Linked DNA regions of Homo sapiens: all the other regions are linked to region 1. The links are chromatin loops, found by intact Hi-C in ENCODE. Cell type or tissue: mammary epithelial cell. All regions are shown on one strand. Each heading gives the region's core, and the rest is flanking DNA. Links, peaks and the distances in the headings are about the cores only.

Region 1 (7,559 bases), core at 934-5,933:
AAAAGGATGGTCTTGGGCAGCTGCCAGACAGGTAGATTTCCACAGTTTTCTCCCAGATATATACCACAGAGAAAGGGTATATGTGCTTTAGAAGGAATGTATAAGGACAATTGAAGTCCACCTCTCAGGAAAAGGGAAGAATGCTATGTGTGTCATAGCCTAAGGGCAGGATTTGATAACATCAAGGGTGTCTTGGCCTAAGAACAGGATTTACAGACAGTATACATAGATAAAAATAGAAATCTTAGAGGCATTCCCCAGACTGGGGTTAATCAGAAGTCAACATGGCAGATTAGCATCCAAGATGGAGTCACTTTTGTCTCCACAACCAGTTCACCAAAATTTGAACAAGGGAGTGTTCTTTCCAAAATGCTCTTTGCTTGTAGACAAATGAGTATGTTTGCCTTAATTGTCATAGACATTTATTTGATTTCTGTTTGAGTATTGCTCTTAGATCTTAAACTGGAAGGATGACTATATGTCCATCACCTAATAAACATTTTGATGTCTAGTATTCCTTTATCTGAAAAACAAAAAAACAAAATAACAACAAATCCTTAAAAATCACTGTTGAAACCCAAGTATAATTCTGAATCCTGATTGTCTTCAACATTACAAATATAAATTGCTCATTAGATCTTCCTATAGACCATCATTGTGCTTGGTATTGTGAAGAGTAGTAAATATAATTCCTAATCCTACACTTTGTGGCTAGGATTCTAATTCAGATGTCCTGATTCTTTTATTTATTTATGTTTTATTTAGAGATGGGGGTCTTGCTGGGCCAGGCGGGGTGGTTCATGCCTGTAATCCCAGCACTTTGGGAGGCCGAGGCAGGTGGATCACTTGAGGTCAGGAGCTCGAGACCAACCTGGCCAACATGGTGAAACCCTGTCTCTCCTAAAAATACAAAAAATTAGTTGGGCTTGGTGGCATATGCCTGTAATCCCATCTACTCCAGAGGCTGAGGCAGGAGAATCACTTGAATTCGGGAGGCGGAAGTTGCAATGAGCAGAGATCACACCACTGCACTCCAGCCTGGACAACAGAGTGAGACTTGGTCTCAAAAAAAAAAAAAAAAAAAAAAAAGAGATGGGGTCTTGCTATATTGCCTAGGCCAGTCTTGAACTCCTGGCCTCAGCAATCCTCCTAGCTTGGCCTCCCAAAGTGTTGAGATTATAGGCATGAGCCACCGTACCCAGTCACAAATGTCCTGATTCTCAATCCAGTGCTTTTTCTAGTATAACAAAGCCTCTCTTATGACATAAGTACCTTATCAAAATCCCACATATATAAAAGATAAAATATTGCATTAAAAGGGTTGATCCCCAGTAGACCCTCCATGCACTGCCATCAGTCCTGGGCAATCAGCTGTTCTCTGGCTCCCCTCTGGCCTCTTTGGCCTAGAAGGTAGCAACCTGGAGGCCCCTCCTTCTAGATCAGGTACATGGGGCTTCAGAATTCCCTGCCCTGAAAGTTGAGAGCCTGCCTCCGGGCTGCATGGGCCTTTTTCCCAGGGTTTGTCATCCTGGGAGCTGACCCAGCTGTCAGTATGTCGTCATAGGCCTGAGGAGTGACTTCATCTGGGGAAGCAGTCGGTGAAGTTAGGACATGGCCGCTGAGGTGTATGCATACACATGTGGGTCCTTGTGGTGCAGGACAGGGCCTAGGCTGGGAATCTGAGGGCACCCATTTGTTTTCTTCCCCCAATCCTTGTAACTATCAGGGGTGTGCCTGCCATTAAGGACCTGTTCTGGCAAGGTGAAACTTCGCTCTTTGAATTTTTCCTGGCAGTTTAGTTTTGAGCACACGTCAAAGTTTTGTTATACTCTGGCTGCCAGGGCAGTTCAACTTGGTTTTTTTGTTTGTTTTGTTTTTCCTTTTTTATTTTTTTGTGGAGAATGGGGTCTCACTATGTTTCCCAGGTAGATCTCAAACTCTGAGACTCAAGCTATCCTCCTGCCTCTGCCATCCTAAGTGCTGGGATTACAGGTGTGAGCCACCATGCCCTGCTACCAGGGAAGTTCAACCCAAAGATTCACTCTTGGTAGGACATTTTGTAAGAAGGGAAAATAGGTCATCATTTCTGATTAAAGTTCAGTATATTCTTTTTTGTTATTTTTATTTTTTGCACTACTCTGCAATATGATATCTCCATTTTGCTGCATGAAATAACAGATTGTTTGTCAGAGGCCAAATATTACTAAGCACTGTTATTAACTCTCAATATGGGCTGGTTGCGGTGGCTCTCACCTGTAGTCCCAACACTTTGGGAGGCTGAGGTGGGCGGATCACTTGAGGTCACAAATTCGAGACCAGCCTGGCCAACATGGTGAAACTCCATCTCTACTAAAAATACAAAAAATTAGCCGGGCATGGTGGTGGGTGCCTGTAATCCCAGCTACTCAGGAGGCTGAGGCAGGAGAATCACTTAAACCTGGGAGGCGGAGGTTGCAGTAAGCCGAGATCACGCCACTGCACTCCAACCTGGGTTACAGAACGAGACCCGGTCTCAAAAAAAAAAAAAAAAAAAAAAAATCTCAATGTGAATTAACTCATTTCAACAACACTTTGAGGTAGATAATATTATTACTATTATTATGTCATCATCATCCCCATTTTACCTATGGATAAACTGAGGCACAGAGAAGTAAAGTAGTTTGTGCAATCCCTGAAAATTAAAAAGCGGTAGAGACAAGATTCTAACCACAGTGCAATGCTGCTTCTATTCAATCTCCTCTGCTTTTCTACCTCTACTTATCCTTTAGGTCAAGCTCAAACCCTCCCTCTTTATAGAAGCCTATCTGAGCAGCTCCATCTGATTTTCTGGACTTCTGGACGTTCCTTTGCCTTCATCCCTCCCTGGATGTTTACTGTTTGGGACTGCTGGAAATCTTTCCAAATTTGTATCTATTAGCTCTACCATCTAAAAGTGAAAGGTCTCAGAGTATATGTTCCAGGTTGAAAAACATTTTTAGGTGAAAAGTGACTAGATTGACAGTTGAGTAGGCAGATGACTGGTTTCCCATAACAAGTACGGTGGACTCTGTGATGTACTGCCCAGATCCCCCATCAAAAAAGGACTTGTTGCTCCAGCTTCCGGGAGTGCTGTCAGCAGATTACCATCAGTGGCCATTCTTCTTAGGGACTGTCTCAAGTTCATAGAGCCACCTTGCCCTAGAGTGGCCCATATCCAATGACTAAGGGATGTGGGAATATAAAATCCTGGCCATCTGGGTCAGTGGTGTGCTGGAGCCAGCTTCTACTGATTCTTAAGGCTTTAATATGTGCATTTCCAATTCTGTGTTCTGTGATGATACATCCAGAGCTTGAAATTAGGCATGGTAGGGATTTTTATATTGTGAAAATCGGCAAACTCTAACAAATCAGAACTTTTACTTTTTCAGAGTCAGTTTACCAGCACACCACTGTTCTTGGTTCTACATAAAAACTATGCTGAAGCCACATCAAGACTGAGACAGTTTTTCTTTTATAATATTTTAACTTTCTGGACGATTCTCTTGTAATCACCCAATGGCTTCTTCCTGCCCACTGCACAGATAAAATCAATATACTAAGACTGTGGCATTGCAGTAGGGAAAGAGTTTAATTGACATGAGGCTGACTCATGCAGAGGAACTGGAGTTATCACTCCAATCAATCTCCCCAAAGGCTGGAAGACTAAGGTTTTTATGGACAATTTAGTGGACAGGAGGCTAGGGAATGGATGCTGCTGATTGGTTGGGGATGAAATCATCAACGTGTGGAAAAAGCTCCTGGTGCACTCAGTGCGCCTCTAGGTGGGGCCATATGACCAGTTGAGTTATGAGTCACAAATCCAGGTGAGGTCAGTCTGAAACAACTACAAACCCAGTATTCGTTTCTACAACAGTGGTGTTATCTATAGGAGCAAGTGGGGAAGTCACAGATCTTGTGGCCTCCTGGCCACATTACTCCTGGCAGTAAAGGATTATAGAAACTACATCTACATTTTACCAGAGTTCAAGCCCCTTCCATAATCCTATTCTGTGGTCTTTCATTAGTCTTACAAAGGCGGGTTTCTGTCCCTGAGCAAGGAGGGGGCTAGTTTTAGGGAGGGACTATTATCATGCTTGCTTTCAAGTTAAACTATAAACAAAATCCCTCCCAAGGTTATCTTGGCCTATGGCCAGAAATGACCAAAGATAGTTTGAAGGTCAGAAGCAGGATGGAGTCAACTATGTCAGATTTCTTTTACTGTCATAATTGAAACCACAAAGGCAGTTTCACTCATCTTTAAGCTGTTAATGGAGGCCTCTGGATAGTACTGACCATTATACAAGCCACCAAGAGTCAATGAACCTCATACCTAGAGGACAGTGAATTCCTTAGTAAATGCTTGTTTTTTCTGTTTTGTTTTGTTTTGTTTTCCAGATGGAGTCTCACTCTGTTGCCAGGCTGGAGTGCAGTGGCATGATCTCAGCTCACTGCAACCCCTGCCTCCCAGGTTTAAGTGATTCTTCTGCCTCAGCCTCCTGAGCAGCTGGGACTACAGGTGCGCGCCACCACGCCCAGCTAATTTTTGTATTTTTAGTAGAGATGGGGTTCCACTATGTTGGCCAGGATGATCTCGATCTCTTGACCTCGTGATCTGCCCACCTCAGTCTCCCAAAGTGCTGGGATTACAGGCATGAGCCACTGCACCCAGCCAGTAAATGCTTGTTGAATGACCACATTCAAATTGCTCTATTAACGTCTTCTGTAAATTCTATCACTTATTCTTGATCTTTCTAGTTTAAAAAGCCTTGGTAGTTGGTGGTGGGGTGGGAAATCATTGAATAGTTAGCTTTGCTAATGGCTTTTCGCTTTTTTTCTGTTAACTTATTTGTAGAAGTGATAGTCAAAAGAGTTAAAGACATATATGGCCTGGCCATCAACTAATCAAAAAGAATCCTAGGCCACGCACAGTGGTTCACGCCTGTAATCCCAGCACTTTGGGAGGCTGAGGCAGGTGGATCCCCTGAGGTCAGGAGTTCAAGACCAGCCTGGCCAACACAGTGAAACCCCGTCTCTACTAAAAATACAAAAATGAGCTGGGTGTGGTGGTATGCACCTTTAATCCCAGCTATTTGGGAGGCTGAGGCAGGAGAATCGCTTGAACCCAGGAGGTGGAGGTTGCAGTGAGCCGAGATTGCGCCACTGCATCCAGCCTGGGCAACGGAGTGAGACTCCGTTCCCCCCCACCCAAAAAAAAGAATCTTGGCCCTAATGTAAGAGCAGGGCCATTTTGCTCTTACATTAATGAAAGATGGGCTGAAATACCCACCATTTCAGCAAAATAGGGTCAGATATTAATCTTTTGTGTGCTGGATCTTAGGATGTGGGAGGTTTCTTGTAAAGAGACCTTAAGATACTTAGAGTGCTTAGAGACTGAAGCTAGTTACCAACCCATATGGAACTGTTTCAATATTTTAACAGCAGGTATGTCCTTGTGGGTGCCTTCCAGCTGAACAGCAGGTTCATTTATACTTTCAAGGAATAACTCTATTTGTGACTTCAATATTTGACATCCCCTATGCTTTTAATTTACCTAAAGAGACAAAGAACAGTAATTACACTATGTTGGTCTTAATAAATATCCTAATCATTTTTACTTGGGCTTATTTTGGGAGATGGGTGAGGTATACTTGGCTTGCAAATTTTAAGCTATAAATAGCACTAAAAATGTTCTGATTAAGTTTAAAACACTTTTGATGAGGTTTTTGTTTTGTTTCTTGGAAGACAGCATTGTTTTTTTGAATCCTGGTTTGAGCATTACTTTAGTAAATGAAGGCTAAAAGGAAAATACTTAATGAAAGTATATAGTAATGGCACTTCCTCATATGATGTTTAACATTTTTTGAGATCATTTTCTAAGTACCATAATACTTGTGGAGGAAAATGCAAAGATGAACAAGATAGGGTGCCTGCCCTGCCAGGGATGCTGAAGGGGATATGATGGGGGAAATTTTGTATTTGTCAATTAACCTCAATAAAGCTGGGAAAAAAATCAATTAATTAATTAAAAATGGGGAACCTAAAGTTGGAAAAGAAGAGTTTCCAGGAGTGGGTTAAAAAAAAAAAAACAGGCTTTCTTGTTGTTGTTGCCACATCTACTGCAAGAATGAAGACCATTCTCAGCAACCAGACTGTTGACATTCCAGAAAATGTCGACATCACTCTGAAGGGACGCACAGTTATCGTGAAGGGCCCCAGAGGAGGCCTGTGGAGGGACTTCAGTCACATCAATGTAGAACTCAGCCTTCTTAGGAAGAAAGAGGCTCCGGGTTGACAAATAGTGAGGTAACAAAAAGGAACTGGCTACCGTTCAGACTATTTATAGTCACACACAGAACATGATCAAGGATGTTACACTGGGCTTCTGTTACAAGATGAGGTCTGTGTCTGCTCACTTCCCCGTCAACGTTGTTATCCAGGAGAATGGGTCTCTTATTGAAATCTGAAATTTCTTCGGTGAAAAATACATCCCCAGGGTTTGGAGGAGGTCAGGTGTTGCTTGTTTGGTATCTCAAGCCCAGAAAGATGAATTAATCCTTGAAGGAAACAACATTCAGCTTGTTTCAAATTCAGCTGCTTCGATTCAGCAAGCCACAACAGTTAAAAACAAGGATATCAGAAAAATTTTGGATGGTACCTATGTCTCTGAAAAAGGAACAGTTCAGCAGGCTGAAGATCTAAGAGTTGTCCAGCTACAGAAACAAGATGCTGGAAGACTCCTAAGACCTATTTGTGATATTTAAATGATGCAATAAAAGACCTTTGATTTTGGGAAAAAATAGGTGTCTGAACTATAAAATGGGAAGAAAGGGGTATGTGGGAGATAAGTCTGGAAAGGTGAAGTGTCAGTCAAGACACTTGCAGTTGTAAATGTCAGAAACCAACACAAACTCCCTTGAGATAACATGGGATTAATTGATAATAGAACTATAGGGTCTAGGAGGTGAGGTTAAGCTCCAAGCCTGAGGAGATCCTGGGACTCAAGCAAGGTCATTTGCTCTTACTCTCCCACCACACCTTCCAACTCCCCTCACACAAAATCTTCATCCCTCCCTTGGTGTTACTCTCCTCTCTCCTGTCACCCTCCTTCCCTTGTTCTGCAGACAGGCATTCTCACATGGTGGGAAAGATGGCCATCAGGGGCCTCCAATTCACATCCTTCCAGTCCTGTATCCCAATAGGCAAGGCTCCTTCCACAGCTTCAGAGATAAAAATTCCAGGGAAGGACTCTGATTGGGTGGGTCACATGCCCACCCTGGCTCAACTGCTATAGCCAAGAGACTAGGGTACTGTGAATAGTAGAACTGGCTTAGCATTGATCACATACTTACCCTGTGTCTTACAGGTAGGGGAAGTTCCCAAAGGAAGTAGGAATGCTGAGTGCAGAAAAACAGAGATGTCCCCACATGTAGGAGGGAGCCAATAATGTAGAGAGCCTCAAGGTCAAGCCATGAAGTCTGAACTCCTTCTGGCAATAGGAGGCCGTTAAAAGTATTGGAGGCCGGGCGTGGTGGCTCACGCTT
Region 2 (7,559 bases), core at 1,259-6,258, 61 kb after region 1:
ATGGTGGATACTGTTTTGTATGACAACACTCAGCTACAGCTAAAGGCAGAGTCACCATGGGAGGCTTTGGACTGGGGACAGAAGCTTTGGGAAGTAGTGCATGCTGCTGTGCCCGGTTACATGGGGCGGCAGAATGAGCTGACAATCTCACCAGGGCTTGGCCATCATGATGACTATACACAGAATCATAGTTTCCAGAAGAAAACCAGTGGGCTGCTGCCACCGTCCCCTGTCCTGGACAGCTCCAAACAGTACCAAAACATCCTCAAATCAGGGACTCTCTACAGGCTGACTGTCCAAAACAACTGGAAGGCATTTACATTTGTGCTGAGCAGGGCTTACCTTATGGCTTTTCAGCCTGGCAAGCTAGACGAGGATCCACTGTTGAGCTACAACGTGGACGTGTGTCTGGCTGTCCAGATGGACAACCTGGATGGCTGCGACTCTTGCTTTCAAGTCATTTTCCCCCAGGATGTCCTTCGCCTCCGAGCTGAGACCCGACAGAGGGCTCAGGAATGGATGGAGGCTCTGAAGATAGCTGCCAATGTGGCGAGGAGTTCAGAGCAAAACCTGCAAGTCACACTGAGGAACAAACCCAAGGATCAAATGGGTGGGCATGAACTCAGGAAGAACAAACGCCAATCTGTGACTACCAGCTTCCTGAGCATTTTGACGACTTTGTCTTTGGAACGAGGACTCACTGCTCAGAGTTTCAAATGTGCAGGTATGAAGCAGATTTTCAGCCTATAGCTCATTAAAGAACAATCCTGAACCCCACAATTGGAATTCACTTTAAAAATCCCCTTAATAGGCTAGTCACAGCTATCTCCTGTTTATAAAAAGTATCTCTCCTCGAGAAGCTTACTGTATTAAAACATCCTATATTAAATTACTATATTAAAACATAAGGACAACCATCTTTATCCCATGCTGTTGAAGTAAATAGAAGCAGCTATGATATATCCTGTTGAATCAAAATGATTTGGCTAAAGCTTAACCAGACTAGAATTTAGGTTTCCTGAGTCGGCTGTGATTCCATTCCCTCTGCTTTCTTGAATAAAGGTCACTGTGAATATGGATGTCACAAATTGTCTCATAAGAAACATTCAAGTCCAAAGCTGACTACTAAAACTCCTTAGGCAAGGAAAATGGCCACAGTCAGTAACTGTCATTGATCTTGACCTTGTCAAATCGTCTTAAGGTGAAATCTAGAAAATCAGTCTTGACAGAAAATGTGGGGGTGGCTAAAAGCGGAGTAAATGATGATTCAGCAGATGACCACTGAGTCACTATGGGCTTATGCCCATCATGGGGAAGCCCAGGCCTTCTGGAACTGCTATGTAAGGATGAGATGCAAAGTGGAGTTTGAGGTCAACAATCTTATTTTGTAAAAGCTTGTTACTTCATCTTTCCTCTACTCCCCATTCTTTCCACCTTTCCTGAAACAGTAAAATTACCAAAAAAAAAAAAAAAAATTGTGCCAGGTGCAGTGGCTCACACCTGAAATCCCAGCACTTCGGGAGGCCAAGGCAGGTGGATTACTTGAGGTCAGGAGTTCAAGACCAGCCTGGCCAACATAGTGAAACCCCATCTCTACTAAAAGTGCAAAAATTCGTCAGGCTTGGTGGTGGGTGCTTGTAATCCCAGCTACTCAGGAGGCTGAGGCAGGAGAATCACTTGAACCCAGGAGGCAGAGGTTGCAGTGAGCCAAGATTGAGACTGCACCACTGTACTCCAGCCTGGGCGACAGAGCGACACTCCATCTCAAAAAAAAAAAAAAAAAAAAAAAAAAGCTTTTAAAACCTCACTGAACCCGATCTAGATATCTGTTATAAACTAAATAAAATTATTTTCCTTCCATTAAACCCCACAGTTTGTGACATTAAATTTACCATGAGAATGGCTTTAAATGGAAATCTGATTTGGAAGGTTTTAATTCAAGTCTATTAGGTTTAACATGTTGTTTAAAAATCATCAAGAAGCTCACCACCAGCCAAAACCACATTTAAAATTTTGTCCTTGCTCCTGCATTGAAAAAAGCCAAATAAAGGTGGCCATTGAAAACCCACGTTTTGAACTTAGGTTAGTTATGATGCTAGTCTTTTCTATGGAAAATAAATTACCCAGAGTGAGGACTGAGTGAATCATCCTTGCTTTGACTCAAGGGCCTCAGTGATTGTGGACCAGAAACTTGCAGAGTGGGATCAGAGAGACCAGAAACACTGAGCCAGTTAAGAAGCTCTACTAGACTGGGCGCGGTGGCTCACACCTGTAATCCCAGCACTTTGGGAGGCCGAGGCGGGCGGATCACAAGGTCAGGAGTTCGAGACCAGCCTGGCCAATATGGTGAAACCCCGTCTCTACTAAAAATACAAAATTAGCCGGGTGTGGTGGTGGGCGCCTGTAATCCCAGCTACTCGGGAGGCTGAGCAGGAGAATCGCTTGAACCTGGGAGGCGGAGGTTTCAGTGAGCTGAGATTGCACCACTGCACTCCAGCCTGGTTGACAGAGTGAGACTCCATCTCAAAAAAAAAAAAAAGAAGCTCTACTAGTTTATATATATGTATCTGTAGGTATGAAAGACCTGTGTTAAGTCACCCAGATACTTTTGGAAAATGGTTTTGAAATGATGAGATACTAGTTTTAGCAGTTTTTTAAAAAAATAGAAATTACTGACATTTCAGTGTCTTATACTAGTACATATATTTTTAAGTTCAGACATTCAATAATAATTTACTAAGTGCTTACTCTGGACATCCTGGAATTATGGTACACTTCCGTGGCTTTAGATTACAGACGTGGTCAGCAAATCTGTTGTGTTATTGGAGTAAGGAAGAACAGCTCAGCTTAGTTCTCAAGATGTGGAGATTGGAGTAGCTGAATCAAGAAACTTTCTAGTAAAAGAGGGAAGAAAAGCCTCAGGTATTTCACAAGAGGTATTGCCTAATTCACCTCCCTCTCAGAAGTGTGCCTTCTGATGGAGTGTGCACTGCCCATGCTCTGCACTGCATTCGTAGCATTCCTGACACTCAAGAGGAAGGAGAAATGTAGGTAAGAAGGTGCCATTCAGCAAGCTCATTCGCATCCGGCAGCTGGAGAAATGAAATCAGGAAAAAAAGAAAAGTGAGCAAAAGAAGGAGAAGGAAGCTGAGTAGAAAAGAACAGGAAACGTATTATTATAATATAATGGGCAGGAATAGAAATTTCTGGCAGCTGCCTTAGTTAGGTTCCATATGATAGGATGCTTCCCTTTGCTGTCTAAATTTTGTGCTCACGAAATTTGGCTTGTGGAGGATAGGTTGGGTAAGGGTAGTAGTACGGAATCAGGGGAGGAAGGCAGTCTAAAATTTATTTGCACTGCTTGACTTTTAACTTTGTGCTTTGGTTCGGAGTTTTAACGAACGGGGCAGAGAGAGACAGGTTTCTAATTTGGGACAGGGAGAAGTCAGTCTTATTTTGTATAGTGTGGCACATTCCAAAAAAAAAGAAAAGAAAGAAAAGCTGTTCCATTTATATGCCCTTTCTTCCCTCAGAAAGTGCTGCATTCAGTTGCTTTGTGATACTTGTGGTTTACCAGGTTGTTTTTCATACCAGCACTTGAACTCTGGTTTTCTTTCTTTTTTTTCTTTTTTTTTGAGATGGAGTTTCGCTCTCGTTGCCCAGGTTGGAGTGCAATGGCATGATCTCGGCTCACTGCAACCTCCGCCTCCTGGGTTCAAGTGATTCTCCTGCCTCAGCCTCCTGAGTAGCTGGGATTACAGGCATGCGCCACCACGCCTGGCTAATTTTGTACTTTTAGTAGAGATGAGGGTTTCTCCATGTTGGTCAGGCTGGTCTCAAACTCCCGACCTCAGGTGATCCGCTTGCCTCAGCCTCCCAAAGTGCTGGGATTACAGGCGTAAGCCACCGCCTGTGCCAGGCTGAACTCTGGTTTTCTAGGTAAGAATACTTTATTTCCTGATCTCCTGTAGGGGGCAGAGTCTCAAAAGAAAAAGGCCAAAACCTGTTAAGCAAACTTCTGAATGTTTTTTAAATTACCTGGGAGACTGTTCATTATATCAGAGATTATTATAGCAGATGGAACGTTAAAAATTGATCTGTGTTTCTCACAAACACAGTTAATCTAAACCAGCTGCTTCTTCCTTTTGTACCTATGTCTTCTAACTTTGCATCCTCATAAAAACACACCTTCAGTGAAAAAGCTGGTGGCATAGCATGTTGATCTTCCAAAATGCCAAAAACTTCAGCACATTGTTTTTGATGAGTTTTGGCTTTACGTATTATTTTAAGGAGAGGCTAATTCACTGTATTTCATGGTTTTAGTGTGCCCCTTTATAAGTTTTTATGTCTACTTAGTTCTTCCCCCTTTAAATAGTTTGGATGAATAAACTTTAGAAGTGGAAGATTGTATGGAGTAGCTCTTTGTTATGATGTCATTTACTTGCTATTCAGGGGAGCCACAAATGTTGGCTTTTAAATCTACAAAATAGTGCAATTGGCCTTATTTCATTAAATTATTTCTGTAAGTGAAGAATTTTCTATATCCTTCTTTAAAATTTAAACAGCCCTGCAGAAAAAAATGGACCATGGTTATGCAAAAATGCCTGAGGTTATGGTTTTAAAAATATATGCTGATACATAACGGTATATTTCTTAAATGTGTACTTGATTTTTGATAGTTGTATCTGATTATGTGTGACTGTTCCGTGGCTTCTTCTGCAGCTCCAGGGTTGCACTGAGCTTAGGAAGCCCCAGCCATAGTGGTCTTCTTTTTTTTTTTTTTTTTTTGAGACGGAGTCTCGCCCTGTTGCCCAGGCTGGAGTGCAGTGTTATGATCTCGGCTCACTGCAACCTCCGCCTCCTGGGTTCAAGTGATTCTCTTGCCTCATCCTTCCTTGTAGCTGGGATTACAGGCGTGTGCCACCAGGCCCGGCTAATTTTTGTATTTTTAGTAGAGACGGGGTTTTGCCATGTTGGTCAAGCTGGTCTCGAACTCCTGACCTCATGATCCACCGCCCCCCCGCCCCCCGGCCTCCCAAAGTGCTGGGATGACAGGCGTAAGCCACTGTGCCCAGCCTTATAGTGGTCTTCTTGCTGTTCCTGGAACCTACTATTATCATGCCTACCTCTAGGACCCTTACACTTGCTAGTTCTACTTCTTGAAATTTGAAAACTTAGTTGTTTCATTCATTCTGTCATTTATTGTGTGCCCAGAAACTTGGATGCACCTAGATGGGTCAGTGCTGGAGGAAAGCAGACATGGTCCTTGCCTTCATGAAATTTGCAGTCCACTAGGGAAGACATGAATCAAATAATCACATCAGTGAATGTCAAAAGGCAGCTGTGACAATTGCTACAGATGTGACGCCCATGCATTGGGTTAGAGAACTCTCAGAGATGGTGCCAGGTAGAACTATGTGAAATTGCAGATTTTTCAGTCATTTTTGACCTATAAAAGTAAAGACAGTTCAGATTACATTTTATGTTTGACCCTGAAGTCACAGAAGGTTCTTGAGCAGAGAAGCACATGATGGGAATGGTATGTAGGAACAGTTAATTTGGTGGTACAGCTTTTCGGGGACACCTGTAGCAGCAAATGAGGCATGCTTCTTCGGTGAAATTACTGGTTGAGGTTTAAAATTGTGTTTGGCAATGGGGAATCTGTGGTGCTATAGTATTAATGCTAAAACAAATGACTATACAGCTTATTAAAATATTTATGAAGTGTGTACCTGTATGTGATTCTATATTAGGTTATTCACAAAATGCCATATAAATTAGATTAAGGCAATAGCTCTTTTTTTTTTTTTAGTTAAAAAAAGTTTTAATTGACACAATATACATCTTTATGGGGTACATAGTGATATTGCAATACATATGTATAGTGATCAGATCAGGGTAATTAGCATATCCATTATCTCAAACATTTATCATTTCTTTGTGTTGGGAACATTCAGTATCTCCCTTCTAGGTATTTGAAACTACGTATTATTGTTAACTATAGTCATCCTATAGTGCTATTGAACACTAGAACTTATTCCTCCTATCTAAGCAGCTCTGTTTTCTTTAGGAATTTGACATTTGTACCTACCTATTTGCACTTAATAGATACATAGTTTTCTTGGCACTAGCACACACAGATATTTTTCCTATAATTTCCTAGCAATCAAGAAACCTTGCAATTGAGTACTATAATAAAAGGGCCCAAGGACTTGTTTCTGAGTGTGACAAGAGATGCAAAGCTCACCTTTGGAAGTGTTCCTTGTATGACTGTTTTGTAATCTGGAGATGAAATTGGATGGCCCACTGTAGGGCAGTGTTCCCAATTCTGAACTGAATTTGAACATGTTAACAGCAAAGACAGCAAGAAAAACAGTGAGCCTGGGGGATCCCCTACACCATTTTCACTGTGTCAGATTTTATGGTTTTACTCCTTGGCTGCTGTTTAACCTCTTGGGACTGCTGTTGGTAATTACATCTCTCTGGCATTAAGAGCTTTTTTGCTTTTCTTTTTTTCCCTCCAACCCTTGGGAGGGGTAAACCCAAGAGGTGGTGGGGAGAAGTTTTGCTGTGAATTCTTCAGCCATTTAGTGCAAATTCCTGTAATTACCGGCATTGTGTCTTCTCTGAATGGCACATAATACAGCAGAAGCCATTCCTAATTGAGACCTTACAGGAGGTACAAATCCCCTCTTTGTTCAGCCTGACAAATTAGTGCCAGAAAGTGGCAGGGTCTGAGTGGGAATCAAAGGCAAGAAACACAAAGATGGAACTTAAGGCTACAGTAATAACCCTCTCTTGTCCTGGAGGGAAAAAAGTAATGACCAATGAAAAATGAAGTTTTTTTTGTTATAAATTCCCTTGACATGACAGCACCTCGGGGCTGCTCTATTTATTTAGCAAAAGTGATTAAATAGTAATACAACAGGGCTGTCCATTGTTTCCCTGGGTGCCCCCCACCATCACAGACCCCTGCTGCCTGGGCTAATTGATTGACAATGAACCTCTGATAAAGAAGTATGTTGTTAGGACCTGGGGTGGGGGGTGGGGGGGCATTTTCCTCCTCTTTGTGTGTTTGAGAGAGAGAGAGTTTCATTTTTGTTTGAATTGCACTCTAGTTTTTCTTTGCCCCACCCTACCTCCTCTTTCCTCTCCTCTCTCTCCTCTCCCCTGCCTTATTTTCCTCCCTGCATTTTTTCCCCCAAAGCTTTTCAGCGGTTGCTCCCAGCTATCATTCACAAACAGGTAGAGGGCAATTAGAATTGTAGGACAGGCTTTTGATGAGTTTATCTTTGTAGCTAACTTCCTCTCCCCGTACTCTGTTTAAGCCTGAACAGCAGTATGAGAAGAAAGAAAAAGAGAAGGGGGCTGATTATTGGTGCTTTAAGGGCAGAAAAGTTGTGCTTTTTAGTTCTTTATTTGTGGGAATGGATGTCTGAAACTAGCCTTTGCACTAAGATTTTATCTTAAATTCCTTGCTCAACTTTAGAAAAAAATCTATGTACTAATAACATTTATATGCTTAGTGGGGGGAGTTGTGGAATAAGAAATAAAAACTC
Region 3 (7,559 bases), core at 1,633-6,632, 180 kb after region 1:
CAAAAGAGACCACATTCTGGGCCATTAAAAAAAATCTGAACAAATTTAAAAGAGTAGAAATCATGCAAAGTATGATTCTCAAACCATAATGAAATTAAACTAGAAATCAATAACAAAGATACCTGGAAAATCCCAAAATATTTGGACATTAAACAAAATACCTTGAAATAACACAAGTTGATAACATATCCACACAAAAGCACGCATATGGATGTTTATGGCAGCTTTATTCATAATCACTAAAAACTGGAAGCAGCCAAGATGTCCTTCAGTACCTGAAGGCATAAACTGTGGCATATCCATACAACGGAATATTATTCAGCCACAAAAGAAGTGAGCTGTCAGGCCACAAAGAGACATGGAGGAAACCTAAACGTGTATCACAAGTGAGCAAAGCCATTCTGAGAAGGCTACGTACTATACGATTCCAACTATATGACATTTCGGAAAAGGCAAAACTATACAGACAGTAAAAAGATGAGTTACAGGGATTTGGTGGCTGGGAAGGGATGCCTAGGTGAAGCACAGGAGATTTGTAGGACAGTGAAACTATTCTGTATGATGCTTCAGTGGTGTATACATGACATTATACATTTGTCAGAATCTATGGTTTCATACATCACAGAGTGAGCCTTAACTCAAATGGAGGACTTTAGTTAATAATGATATATCGATATTGGTTCACTAATTTTGTAACAAATGTATCACAGGATTGCAAAATATTGTTAATAAAGAAAACACAACAGGTGGTGGTGGGGTGGAATATGGGAACTCTCTGCCCAATTTTTCTCTTAATCTAAAACTATTCTAAAAAATAGTCTATTATTAATAAAAATTTAAAAATTGTTCAACTGAACAGTTGACTCTAAGATCAAAGATGAACAATTTTTATAAACCTTACTGGAACAATTTTAGATTAACAGAGAAATCACAGAAATAGTACAGAGTTCCCATATACCACACACTCAGTTTCCCCTATTAATATTTTACGTTAGTATAGTACATTTGTTACAATTAATGAACCAATATTGATATATTATTAGTAACTAAAGTCCACAGTTTTTTCAGATTTCCTTAGTTTTCACCTAATATCCTTCTTCTGTTCCCGGATACCATATTATATTTAGTTGTCACACCTCCCTAGGCTCCTCTTGGGTGTGACAGTTTCTCAGACCTTGTTTTTGATGACCTTGACAGTTTTGAGAAGTACTGGTCAGTATTTTATAGAATATCTCTGTTGGATAGGCCTGATGTTTTTCTTATGTGTGGAGTCGGTTTTATGGGTTTGGGGAGGAAGGCCATAGAGGTAGTGCCATTTTCATCACATCATATCAAGGGAACATACGATCAACATGACATCACTGTAGTGTTTGTGTCAGGTTGCTCCACCATGAAATTCCTCTTCCTCCCCCTCTTTCCATGCTGTTCCTTTTGGAAGGAAGTCACTATGTGTAGCCCACACTTAAGGAGTGGGGAGCTATGTTCCACCCTCTTGGGAGCCAAGTATGGATACAGTTATTTAGAATCCTTCCACATGGGAGATCTGTCTCTTCCTCACTTATTTTTTTTAGTTGTTTATTTATATCAGTATGGACTTGTGCATAGTTCATTTGTACTTTGGGTTACAGCCCAGTACTATATTTTATTGTTCAGACTGTCCCAGCTTTGGCCATTCAAGCTCTCAGTAGGCTCCTTTGTTCCCTTGACATACCCCACCCATTATGGGATTTTTGCTGGGGGGAGTTGTTTTTGGTTTGGTTTGGTTTGGTTTTCAGCATTTCCTTACTTTCCAGCACTACCAGATGCACCAGGATCGTCTTACTTATTTCCTGCCCTAATCCTAGGAACAGACATGTGTCCAGGGAGCCTTGGTTTCTTTTGTTAAAGAATAACATTAGAAACTGAGATCTAGGCACTGGGTTTTGCATACATTTTTAAAGCCCTCCGTTCCTGGACTTGTGCCTTGACTGGGGCAGAGTGCTGCCCTCTGACTGTATATCAGAATCTTTTGTGAGACTTGGCTTTTAAAACTCCAGAATCTGTATCTTCAAGGACTCCATATGATTATGAATCACCCCAGAAAAAAGAATCACTCCTCTAAGGTAGCTGTGGTCATAGTTAAGATGCTGGATTCTCACCAAAATAACCACATTAGCATATCTCTGAGTTCATAGGGGTCTTTACTCAGTAGTAAAAACTGTGGAGAATCCTCCTTCTTCCTTGATCAGATGCAGTTCTCTAAGCTTGTACAAATGTCTGAGTCAGAAGGAATATTGACCAGCTTTCCTGGAATTCCAGGTTAACACTTTTCAGAAACCTGTTGAGCTTTCTCTTGGTGTTCAGTTTCCAGTTAAACACCAAGAGTGGTTTATACAACCCTGTGAAAAGGCAAAGAGAAACACTAATAAAAAATTTATTAAAGGAAAATTTTAGTCAGAAATACAGAGTTGCTGATTCAAAACATGTCTATAAAAATGTTTTAAATAAATAAATGTGATAAATAAAAATAAATTTGAATAGTAAAGTAAAGTTTAAAATCTCAGTGTAACTGAAATCTTTATGGATTAAGTAATACAATGTCTGGGATTTGCTTCAGGATAATCTGATGATGGGGTAGGGGGATGATACAGATGAAAGAAATTTCCATGTATTAATAATTGTGGCAGCTAGGTGATAGGTACACAGGGATTTGTTATATATTCTCTCTACTTTTGCATATGTTTGAAATAAAACCTGTATGTAAAAATTTTAGAAATAAGGTATTTAGTGAATTTGTTACCACATACCCTTGACCATTCTGCTAAATTTGGCATTTTTATGTCCTCAGAAATATACCTAATATCCTTTCAGGTCCAAGTATCACTTGAATAGCATAATTACAGTTCAGTTAAAAAAAAAATTCAGGGCTGGGCGTGGTGGCTCATGCCTGTAATCCCAGCACTTCGGGAGGCCTAGGCAGGATCACTTGGATCACTTGAGGTCAGGAGTTTGAGACCAACCTGGCCAACATGGTGAAACCCCGTCTCTAATAAAAATACAAAAATTAGCTGGGCATGGTGGCACACACCTGTAATCCCAGCTACTCAGAAGGCTGAGCCATGAGAATCGCTCAAACTCAGCAGGCGGAGGCTGCAGTGAACCAAGATCGTGCCACTGCACTCCAGCCTGGGCAACAGAGTAAGACTTTGTCAAAAAAAAAATAATAATAATAGCAAGCATGAGAACAATTTGTACTTGTTTGTTTGTTTGTTTGGCGACTTGCTAGGTCGCCAAGGCTGGAGTGCAGTGGCATGATCTCGGCTCACTGCAACCTCCACCTCCTGGGTTCAAGTGATTCTCCTGCCTCAGCCTCCTGAGTAGCTGGGATTACAGGCACCCGCCACCACACCTGGCTAATTTTTGTATTTTTAGTAGAGACAGAGTTTCACCATGTTGGCCAGGCTGGTCTGGAACTCCTAACCTTTGGTGATCCACCCACCTCAGCCTCCCAAAGTGCTGGGATTATAGGTGTGAGCCACCACACCGGGCCCTGTACTTTTAATAAATGATTTTTTTTTTTTTTTGAGACGAAGTTTCACTCTTGTTGCCCAGGCTGGAGTGCAATGGCGTGATCTCAGCTCACTGCAACCTCTGCCTCCCAGGTTCAAGCGATTCTCCTGCCTCAGCCTCCCAAGTAGCTGGGATTACAAGCATGTGCCAAGACACTCGGCTAATTTTGTATTTTTAGTAGAGACGGGGTTTCACCATGTTGGTCAGGCTGGTCTTGAACTCCTGGTGATCCACCCGCCTTGGCCTCCCAAAGTGCTAGGATTACAAACATGATCCTGACCCTAATAAATAATCTATTGAGCATACCATGTGTGTGCATTGGGCTAGGTTCTGGAGACAACAGTGAACACAGCATGCTACTTGCTCACAAATAGTTGAGTTTATTAGGGACAGACAGGCCAGTAGGCAGTTCTATGAAAGCGTGGGAGGAGCACAGTAGCGGGGTGGACCTGGAGCTCCCAGAAGGGCTCCATCATCCACAGAAGTGATGTGCATGTTGAGTGAGAAAGAAGTTCCACAGTTTCTAAAAGTATTAGGGAGCTCTGTGTTTTTTAGGTTTGGGGTTTTTTTTTTCTTTTTTTCTTTTTAAATTTTAGATTCGGAGACCCATATGCAGATTTATTACAAGGATATGTGGCCTGATGCTGAGGTTTGGGTTTTCATTGATCCCATCACCTATATAGTGAACAGGGTACCCAAAGGAAGTTTTTCAGCCTTTCCCTGCCTCCCTCCCCTCTTTTGAGTACCCAGTGTCTGTTGTTCCCTCTGTATGAGGGAACTCTGTGTTGAACTTGAGTCACTGATTTATGTTCTTCAGTACTAGAATATACTCAGTTTTAACGTTTTCATTTGATTATGACTATATAGCAAACATTCATCAACTCCTTCAGGCTTTCTTTTCCTCATTAAATTAATCATTATGCAGGAGGAAGTTTCATGACTATGTAATTTGAAAATATACCCCTAGTATTAATTTTTAGGATCCCACCTCTGACAGATATAGAGAAGGTGCTGGGATTGAAAGGGAATGGCACTAACATTTATTAGTACTAGTGCCAGCAACTTACATATCTTATCTAATTTTTCTGCCAGTCCTCTGAGGAAATAGTGTAACTTCCATTTTAATAATGAAGAAACCTAGGTTCAGAGAAGGCAATTAACGTGGCCCTAGAGATAAGGCCAAAACCTGAATCCAAATACATCTGACTCCAAAATCCATGTTTTTTCCATTATATCTTACTGCTACTTCTGCACCTGTAGTCTTCAAAACATTTTGCCATATACCCCCTAAAATCAATTTGAAAAAATTGTGTACCTCTGTCATTAAGTCTTCTCCAAAACTGCTATTTTGAAATGTCATTTTATTTGCTGCCTTGGGAGTCTTTACACTCGGAGCAATAAGCCATGACTAGATTGGTTTGGGGGAAAGATATGCCTTTCTTCTGTAAAATGGCCAAAGTACTGTTGTGGAGACAACAACAGAGCTTCCACCTCCTGTGCATCCCTTGGCGGGTCAGGTTCAGCAAGGGGTACCTGTGAAGCTGAGGATGTGCCTAAATTAGACTTCCATAGGCAAACCCCTGTTTGTTGCACCAAAGCAACCTCCCCTCCATTCAGAAGATAATGCTGACAGTTTTACCCTGAGATATTCTTTCTTCTCAAACACCTTTTTTTTTTTTTTTTTTTTTTTTGAGATGGAGTTTCACTCTTGTTGGCCAGGCTGGGGTGCAATGGCGCGACCTCAGCTCACTGCAACCTCTGCCTCCTGGGTTCAAGCGATTCTCCTGTCTCAGCCTCCGGTGTATCTGGGATTACAGGCACCCACCACCATGCCCCACTAGTTTTTTTGTGTTTTTAGTAGAGACTGGGTTTCATCATGTTGGCCAGGCTGGTGTCAAACTCCTAACCTCAGGTGATCCTCCCCCGCCTCGGCCTCCCAGAGTGCTGGGATTACAGGCGTGAGCCACTGCACCCAGCCTCAAACACAAATTAAATACATACCTCTCTTTAACCTAAATAGAAAAACCGTAAAGCCCAGATTGCAAGATTTTTAAATACAATAAGAATATCCTGAATTATAAAACTGCTTTGCTAAAGCCTAATCCAGGATTTATCCTCCTAGAGGACTACAAGGAAAGCACAGCCTTGGGAGAGATAAACATTTTGACAAAACAATGATAAAATTCCACATCCTAAAAAAACAGAAATGACGAAACATGCCCTCCTTGATTGAGAATAAGAAGGAAGGGCTCTAACCTTTTTTTTTTTTTTTTTTTTTGAGACGGAGTCTCTCTCTCCGTCACCAGGCTGGAGTGCAGTGGCGCGATGTCGGCTCACTGCAACCTCCGCTTCCCAGGTTCAAACAATTATCCTGCCTCAGCCTCCCTAGTAGCTGGGATTACAGGTGCGTGCCACGACGCCCAGCTAATTTTTGTATTTTTAGTAGAGATGGGGTTTCATCGTGTTGGTCAGGCTGGTCTCAATCTTGTGACCTCGTGGTCCACCCGCCTTGGCCTCCCAAAGTGCTGGGATTACAGGCGTGAGCCACTGTGCCTGGCCAGGAAGGGCTCTAACTTTTAAGAATTACAAATCAGAAGATTAGGCTGACACTGCTCTATGATTTAAGGGAAAACAATGAATATAAAAGCAAAAAAGTCACATAAATCCACAAAATGACCCAGGACTTAGATTTTTTTTTAATCCTTAAATTGCCTCCTATGCAGCTTTCTTTCTGACATTTTTACACATCCCTAATCTTCTCTCGTTATTAAGATCCCTTTCCTAATGCTGCTAAGGAGACAATCCTGCTTTCTACATTTCTGCAGAGATGCTATTTCTGAACCTTGAAATGCTTCGAGATTACAAGTACATAAACACTTCATCTTAAAAACCCTCAGCATGCATTTTTAACATGGGACTTAGAAAATAAACCAACTGTGATAAATCAGTTCCATCATTTCTGTCCTGTCCATTTGGCTTTCGTGAGTTTTTCATGTGACATGTAAGTCATCCTCCTAGGTTTTTCACTATGAAGAACATTGTACTTAAAGACTTTGTGACCTTTATGCCACTTGGCACTGTATTTAAATGTGAGTATTCTATGAGAAGATTCTACTGAAAACTGGTGTTGGTATCCTCCATCTGGTAGGCATTTGCTATGGTTTGAATATGGTGTGTCCCCAGAAAATCTTGCTGAAGCTTGGTCCCCAGCGTAGAGGTGTAGGGAGGTGGTGCCTTTAAGAGGTGATGAGGTCGTTAAAATGGATTAATCTCCTTCTGACAGGAATGGATGAGTTCTGGAGGGATTGGGTTAGTTTGGTGATAGGGGGTTGCTAGAAAGCGAGTTGCCTCCTGTGTTTGGTCCTTTTCCACATGCTTGCTTCCCCTTCCACTTCCCTGCCATTTGTGACGCAGCTCGAGGCATCACCAAAAGCTGAGCAGATGCCAGTGCCATGTTTCCTAGACCTCCCAGCCTCCAGAATCAGGAGCCAAATAAACTTTTAAAAAAATGTTTCCCTGTCTCAGGTATTCTGTTTTACCAACACGAAATGGACTAAGCGTTACATAAATACTTACTGTTTGGTTTAAGCTTGCCTAAGTATATATGCATTCATAAGAACACTGACAACATTTTTTAAATAAACTAATTAGTTAAGGGAATATAAAACACCTCCAAAGATAGAGGAGCATAACACAAGTCTGAGGTAACACTAAAGCTTTCTATATAAGGTTGAAGCAATTGACATACCATTTAAGGTGTTTCACTGATGACAGCATAAGCCTGCCCTGGTCAGCAACATTCACTAACACCAGGGAAGGCATCAGAGGAGGTGTTCTTCCTTTGTTAGTAGGGCATCGGCAGCTCTGTGGTTACTCTTCTAAAAAGGGTTGTTTTTTAAAGCACTGGAATTCAGAGGTGTAGGCTGGACATTGCTTGCCAGTTTTTCTTTGTGCACAAGTAGTTGACCACTCCATCCCCTCTTCTAAGAAATAATGGTGGCACACAGGGC
Region 4 (7,559 bases), core at 1,000-5,999, 530 kb after region 1:
GATGCTGATAATGCTGGTCCAGGACCACATTTTGAGACCCATTGCTGTAAAAAGGGAGCATGGCCAGATACAGTGGCTCACACCTGTAATCCCGGCACTTTGGGAGGCTGAGGTAGGAGGATGACTTGAGCCCAGGAGTTTGAGACCAGCCTAGGCAACATAGCAAGACCCCCATCTCTACAAATAATAATTTTAAAAAATTATCATGCGTCTGTGGTCCCAGCTACTCAGGAGGCTGAGGCAGGAAGATCACCTGAGCTCAGGAGGCTGAGGCTGCAGTAAGGCTTGATTGCACTGCCACACTCCAGTGACAGAGTAAGACCCTCAGGTGACAGAGTAAGACCCTGTTAAAAAAAAAATGAAAGAAAGGAAAAAAAAAAAAAAGCAAGCATGGATATTGAGGGAACACTCTCTGATTTGGACCATGATATGGACTTTGATCATTTACATTTTTTGTACTGAGACAGACTATGCTTTCTTTTTTTTTCTTTTTTTATTTTTTAGATGGAGTTTCACTCTTGCTGCCCAGGCTGGAGTGCAGTGGTGCAATCTTGGCTCATTGCAACCTCCGTCCCCTGGGTTCAAGCGACTGTCATGTCTCAGCCTCTCGAGTAGCTGGGATTACAGGCACCCGCCACCATACTCGGCTAATTTTTGTATTATTATTATTTTTTTTAAGTAGAGATGGGGTTTCACCATGTTGGCCAGGCTGGTCTCGAACTGGTGACCTCGTGATCCACCGCCTCGGCTTCCCAAAGTGCCGGGAGTACAGACATGAGCCACCGCGCACGGCAAGACAGACTGTGCTTTCTTAGATCAGGTATCTGGTCTTTGAGATGTCTGTTCTGGGTAGCTTTATGCAATTTAGTCAGTTTTGTATAAGGTCTGTTTTCGTTATCTTACTGCTATGTAACAAACCACCTCAAAGCAAAGTAGCTTAAAACAGTCATTTGCTTATGACTGTGGATCTGCAATTTGAGCAGGACTCAGTGGAGCTCATGCTGGGAGTACAGGCATGAGCCACCATGCCCGGCGAGACAGACTGTGCTTTCTTAGATCAGGTATCTGGTCTTTGAGATGTCTGTTCTGGGTAGCTTTACACAATTTAGTCATTTTTGTATAAGGTCTGTGTTTTCGTTATCTTACTGCTATGTAACAAACCACCTCAAACAAAGTAGCTTAAAGCAGTCATTTGCTTATGATTCTGTGGATCTGCAATTTGAGCAGGACTCAGTGGAGAAGTCTGGCCTCTGCTCTTCATGTGGTGGCTGGCCTTGACTGGATAGAAGGATCCAATATGGCCTTCCTCACATGTCTGGAACTGGCTGTCAACTGGGGCACCTCGGTGTTCTTCTAGGTGACTCTCTAGCAGTACAGCAGTATACCCTGGACTTTCTTACATGGAGGCTTGGAGCTCCAAGGGGGCAAGATAGAGGTTCTAAAGCTTCTTTAGAAAGCCTAAGCCTAGCAATTAAACTGAGTCCTTTCTGCTAGAATCTCTTGGTCGAAACAAATAATGAAACCAGCCCAGATTCAAGAGGAGAGGAAGCAGACTTCATCTATTGATGGGAGGAGTGGCAAAGTCACAGCAAAAAAGAGCATGCAGTGGGGAGGGATTATTATAGCTATCTCTGCAACAGACTGCCACAGTCAGAAATGAGAATGCCAGTATTACAGTAGGAACCTCATATAATTGTCATGTGGACATAGACCTATCATTTATTGGATTTTATCCCTATCAGGACCAAAGTGTAATTTGGATAAAACACTTCCAAAATATTTTGGTTTACTAATAGAAGTGTGGCAAGATCAAACAGGGTTTTAGAAAGGTTTGTTGGTTATTGAAAAAATGTTTCCATTTCTTCACTGATAAAAAAGTTCAAAAATGGGGACAAGTTGAAAATAAGTTCATAAATATTTTTCTGCTGGTCTTCTTTAAATACATGAGTATTTTGATTGAAAGTTGATGTCAACTTTTGAAAGTCAGCATTTAAAAAAATAATGTTCTACCTATGCAATGTGAATTTCCACATAAAAGAGGTCATGTTTATAGTCTGTTTTTATATGTGGTATAATTTAGAGTATGAGAAAGAGACTCCTCTTTCCCTCCCCCATCCAATGAAATTTTTACCAGTGCCTGAAATATTACCAGGAGTGATTCACTATTTGTTTCAAGCATTGCTCACTTTCACTGGGTTTTAACATAGCAAATATTTCTTGGAAGGAAAGGACAGGAAGTAGCACTGTGGTATGAATAATTTAGAGAAGCATTCTTTCTGAGGTTCCTGGGTGTCTTTGGAGGAAGGCGGTTCTGAAAGGCAGGAGGTGGGTGTGGTGGAGCAGGGGAGGATGAAGAATGTGGGATAGAGGTACTGAGCCCACATTTCTCTACCTCACATAGCCTGCTGCTTAGGAGGCATGATTAGGCTGATGTGATTCTGAACCTACTTTTTATTTTGGATAGAACATATTGTACCTATAATATGGTATTCATGCTCTCTTTGTGTTTTTTCCTAAACACTTTTCCACAAAGGGTATTTATTTACCCTTAAAATTTTATCTCCAGTAATGTGCTTTAGGGCCTTTCTCTTATAATAACTTTTAGCTTTTGTGATTTTCCTTTGGAACTAAATATCCCTTTGAGCCTGTCCTTTTCATCCTATTTTCCAAGGTCTAAGACACAGTCCTGGCATTCTAGGGGCCTCTGAAATTGCTGGTCCACTGTGGGAAAATCCCGGCTTGGGCAGAGTCAGTGTTGTTTTGTTCGCCAGGTGTTGAATAGACTGCAGAGTGAAGCTGCCTCACAGCCTGTGTTTTCCTGGTTTGAATAGCAAGCTTAGTTACTTCATTGACTTTCTTAAGGGTACCCGGTTCCTCCTTTTAATTTATGCCTTTACCCAGTGAAAACTAAATCCAACTCAGAAACCCCTCATAATTTTATTCTAGGGAGTTACTTTTGTTTGAGGAGCTAATATAGTTACAGGACTGTGATTTTATTATTCCCACAGAAAGCAAAAAGCACGAGCCTGTTCTGCGGTTCAGATGAAAAGCTCTGTGACTAACAGGATTCTTTCTTCCTTTCTTTCTTTTTTTGGGTTCCATTTCTCTCATTAGCTGCCAGGTCGTTTCATGACAGTTCTCCCAGCTGAAGTGATTTATCACGTAGAGTGAAGAAGTGGGAACTGTGTCGTTTCTTTTTACCCCCTGACAGTGGGGCTTCTCCTCCTGCTGTCAGGGCACGCCAACAGCCCATTGCTTTGGTGGTATGGGCTGAGGAAAGGAAGCTTGACTTGTAACTATTGCGGTTCTGCAGAAGGCCCTGGCATGTAGGGCAGTGAGCCAGTGGCTGCAGTCTGCCTCCTGGTGCTCCCTCCTAAAGCCAAAGGCTCTTGGAAGAAAAGACTTAGTTTTGCAGCCAAACTAGAGGTGGAGGTCTTTCTGCGGTAGTCATGGTAATCTACTCAGTATAGATTTTATAGTTAAGCAGAGGCTGCCGTAAGGAAAACTGGGGCCAGAGCTGGACGGGCATTTGCCTCTTGAAAGGCTCTGCCTGTGGCTCCTCCTCCACCCCCAGCTGGCTGATAGGATCCCCAGGAATATCCACAGGCTGTTGAAGGCTCCTCGGTGTTAGTGTCCCATCCTGTCTTCCTTAGTCCCTCTTTTCTCCCCAACCATTTCATATTAGCAAGCACATTTTTTTTTAAACTTTTAAGTTCAGGGGTAATAGGTTACGTAGGTAAGCTGCAGGTTTGTTACACAAGTAAACTTGTCTCATTTCATCACCCAGGTATTAATCCTATTAGGTATTTTTCCTGATCCTCTCCCTCCTCCCACCCTCCACCCTCCAATAGGCCCCAGTGTGTGTTATTCCCCTCTGTGTGTCCGTGTGTTCTCATCATTTAGCTTCCACTTATAAGTGAGAACATGAGGTATTTGCAGTGTGACGAATCCAATAGTAGCTTACAGTTATGACAACAGCTGAAGAAGCTGGTGATAAAGGCATGTTTTGTCTTGATGTCAGTTAGAGGTCTACCTGAAAAATAGGTGAGCCATAGACAGTGAATAAATCAAACAAGTGCAAATTTGATAACAAGATGGACCAATAAGTTGTCAATAAGTGGAGAACAAATGTAATACAATTCCTGGTATTCTCTTGGAGAAACCTCTGCTTATGAGTCCTCTAGCTTTCAGCCTCTGTGCCTGGGCTCCATCTATATATCTAGACTCATCCCAGTTACTGAGCCAGTTATGACAAATAGGGAATATGTCAGTATACCAGAAAAGTATAATCCAGAAAAGAGAAACCCTGCTGAGCATTTGAAACAGAGGGAATATGCAGGGAACTGGTTATACAGGAGACAAAAGAGCTGAGAAGCCAAACAATGGATGGTGAGATAATCCAAAGAATTGTGATAGCAGAAAACCAGTACCACTTCTAAACTGGAGGTCAACAGGGAGGAGGTCGTATTTTTTTTTTTTTAAACCGAAGAGGAGGCACTAGGGTCATCTGTTGGGAGCTGGAGCCAGAGAAGAGATGCTGAGATACTGCCCAAGGCAGAGAGGGAGGAGGAAAAATATCCTGGGAAATACAGCTTGCAGTGGTCAGTCTCCTGGGACCCAGAGAACAGCAGCAGAGCGTGAGGACTGGCCCAGGCAGGAAGCCCCATGCAGTGTGTGCATGGGAGGGAGGGAGCTCAGAATCGAGTCTTGGCTGGGGGTGGACCTTGTGTCCACAGTTCTAGGGATGACTACTGCCTGCTGTGAAATCTACCAGTGGCAGCACCTTCTGTCATCACGAGGTCTGGTAGGGTGTGGTGGCTGAGAGAACTGTATCGTTCTTGATAGACATGTGGGTCCCATGGACATAAGCATTTATTCAAAACTAAGTGAGCTATAATATTTAAATTATACCTTGATAAAATATGTATTAACACACACGAAAAGCATCAGGCTCTGGAGTCACACTGTCTATGTTTGCTCCTTATGAGCTATTATGAACTGGACTGTGTCTTCCTCAAATTCATGTGTTGTTGAAGCCTCAGCCCACAATATGACTATATTTAAAGATAGGGCCTTTAAGGAGGTAATTACAGTTAAATGGGGTTCCTAAGGGTGGGACCCTAATCTGACAGGGCTGGTGTTTTTGTAAGAAGAGGAAGAGAAACCAGTGATCTCTTTCCACGAGTGCACAGAGAAGAGGCCATGTGAGGACATAGAAGAAGGTGGCCATCTGCAAGCTGAGAATAGAGGCCTCGCCAGGAACTAACCCTGCCAGCACCTCGATCTTAGATTTTGAACCTCCAGAATGTCAAGAAAATCTATTTCTGTTGTTTAAGCCACCCGGTCTGTGTATTCTGTTATGGCATCTGGAGCTGACTGATATATGAGCTATGTGACTGTGAGCAAAACACATATATTCTGTCTGCCTTAGTTTCTTCATCTGAAAAATGGAGATGATAAAAGTTCCCTCCTCATGGGGTTTTTGGCAGAATTCAGTGAAATATAGTTTAAAGCACTTGGCATGTAGACATGTAGTAAGTATGCCATGTAGCTTTTACTATTCATAAGCCTGAATTTTTGCCTCAGTATCCCTGCCCAGAATCTGGGTCTTCCCTGTAAATGGATGCTGCCTCCCAATTCTCTAGCCCCACACAGGATTTTGCCAGTCCCCTCTCTTGCTGTTCCTGGCACACTCCACCTTTCATTTCGGGTTCTGCTAGCACCACTCAGAACTGTCACCTGCTTTCCTTTTAGCTGTTTGCACTCCACTTGCCAACGTCATCTCCACCCTGAGATTGTCATGTCCTTATGATTATGTGCTTTGACCTATCTACCAAGTGGCTCATGGCTGAGCCAGCCTCTGTATCCATTTCCCATAACCCCATTCTCTCTGGTCCTGGTTCCATCCCATCAGCTTGTGTGCGTAGAATGGTACCCCATATTTCCTGCTTCCTTTAGCATTTAGGCTTTTTATACAGACTCATTGACCTGTGGCAACTCTAGATTTTTCTCTCTAGAAATGTATTGGGTTGGAAAGGGGCAAGTGGATAAGCTTGTTTTGAAGCTGCAGTTGCAGAGCAAGATTGCTGGTTTAGGTTTTGTTTTTAAATTTACGTCATAGGCTTACTTGGGTTGGATTTTAGGGGAAATTATCTGTGCACGTGGGGCCGTGGTCACAGGCCAGTTGGATACAACTTCCCAGCATCAGTCCTTCACTCAGCAAATTGTTACTGGTTTTATGTGGGCATTGGGACCTGTGGTTGTCTATCTGAGGTTTGTTGGGTGGTTTGCAAGCAGTGGTTGTCAAGTTTTCAGTGATTCCCTATGTGTATTTTCCGTTGCTGTATACCTCAAACTTAACAGCATCAAATAACACACATTTATTATCTCAGAGTTTCTGTAGTTTTTAGACTTTTAAAATTGCAAAATGATACAAGCTCATTATAACAAGTTTAAACATTGAGAAGTTTACAAAGTACAAATGATACATATGTCCTCCTTACTCCCCTCTATTCTGACTCTCCCCAGAAATAACTACTGTCAACTGTTAAGTGTATCCATTCCGATTTTTTCTATGCTTAGATGAAGACACATTCACACTCATGCACCCACTTTTTTCCCCACTTTTTTTTTTAAAACAAAACAAAACAAAACAAGAATGGCTCTTACTTAAATTAGGCAGGACTCTTGTTTGCAAGTGATAGAAATGCTGTGTGAAATATCTTAGGCAAAAAGAGGAATTCACTGCCAGAAGAATTTAAATCACAGGACTCTCTCTCTCTTTTTTTCTCTGCTTCTGTCAGATCAGCACTGTCCACAAGCTAGAACTGTGGTCACCAGGAGCTGCCTAGCTGACACCCTCAGGCTTCCCCATACGGAGAGCTTGTTCCTCTGCCTTCTTTTCTACATAAAATATTCCCAAGGAGGTCTTCAATTGGCCTCATGTATCATGGGCTGGGTGCAGTGGCTCATGCCTGTAATCCCAGCACTTTGGGAGGCCGAGGCGGGCGGCAGATCACCTGAGGTCGGGAGATCGAGACCATCCTGGCTAACATGGTGAAACCCCATCTCTACTAAAAATATAAAAAATTAGCTGGACGTGGTGGCACATGCCTGTAATCCCAGATACTCAGGAGGCTGAGGCAGGAGAATTGCTTGAATCCAGGGCGCGAAGGTTGTGGTAAGCTGAGATCGTGCCATTGCACTCCAGCCTGGGCAACAAGAGTGAAACTCCATCTCAAAGAAAAAAAAAAAGTACCTTTGCTGCAAGTAACAGAAAACCCAATTAAGAGTGACTTAAACAATAGGGGCTTATTCTTTTCACAGAACAAGATATCTAGAGGTAGTTGGTCATTATGTGGCTCAGTTGTGCCTGCATTCTGGGTCAGCTTCTCTGAAGCTCTCTAGGTCTTGCCCCCTGGTTGCCACATGGATAAGGCAGCTCTAAACACCATGTCCTCACTTGACAATGTCTTTCTTTTTTTCTTTTTTTGTTTTGTTTTCTGAGACAGGGTCTCGCTCTGTTGTTCAGGCTGGAGTGCAGTGATGCAATCACAGTT

The links. Hi-C counts contacts between places; a loop is a spot of excess contacts. Peaks named below come from ENCODE experiments on the same cell type or tissue, not always from the same donor. Only the 100,000 strongest peaks of a DNase experiment are listed, where the experiment ranks them.
Region 2: a loop joins it to region 1, with 8 times the contacts of the local background. A loop is called at or near these places in 13 of 110 quality-filtered maps.
Region 3: a loop joins it to region 1, with 4 times the contacts of the local background. A loop is called at or near these places in 6 of 110 quality-filtered maps.
Region 4: it touches region 1 in a loop (3-fold over the local background); 2 of 110 quality-filtered maps call a loop at or near these places.

Annotation. Positions count from the first base shown.
Region 1 is chr2:208,030,537-208,038,095 of GRCh38, reverse strand. It overlaps the pseudogene RPL9P14. Among named protein-coding and RNA genes, the nearest start is that of PLEKHM3, 8.8 kb to the right of the region's middle. RefSeq lists an enhancer at 3,846-3,905. In mammary epithelial cell, for the core only: a CTCF peak has its summit at 3,796 (motif pointing right); a DNase peak (open chromatin) is centred at 3,755; H3K27ac peaks cover 537 bases.
Region 2 is chr2:207,969,816-207,977,374 of GRCh38, reverse strand. PLEKHM3 (pleckstrin homology domain containing M3) reads left to right here. Exons shown (of 8, transcript NM_001080475.3): 3 at 1-724. Among named protein-coding and RNA genes, the nearest start is that of PLEKHM3, 52 kb to the left of the region's middle. RefSeq lists an enhancer at 6,317-6,850 and a silencer at 6,916-7,210. In mammary epithelial cell, for the core only: a CTCF peak has its summit at 3,982 (motif pointing right); no DNase peak of the experiment used is centred there.
Region 3 is chr2:207,849,422-207,856,980 of GRCh38, reverse strand. All of the region lies in intron 7 of PLEKHM3 (pleckstrin homology domain containing M3), which reads left to right. Among named protein-coding and RNA genes, the nearest start is that of FZD5, 83 kb to the right of the region's middle. RefSeq lists an enhancer at 7,309-7,559. In mammary epithelial cell, for the core only: no CTCF peak of the experiment used is centred there; no DNase peak of the experiment used is centred there.
Region 4 is chr2:207,500,619-207,508,177 of GRCh38, reverse strand. No RefSeq gene overlaps it. Among named protein-coding and RNA genes, the nearest start is that of CREB1, 26 kb to the left of the region's middle. RefSeq lists an enhancer at 4,580-4,639. In mammary epithelial cell, for the core only: a CTCF peak has its summit at 3,390; DNase peaks (open chromatin) are centred at 2,227, 2,757 and 3,297; H3K27ac peaks cover 3,470 bases.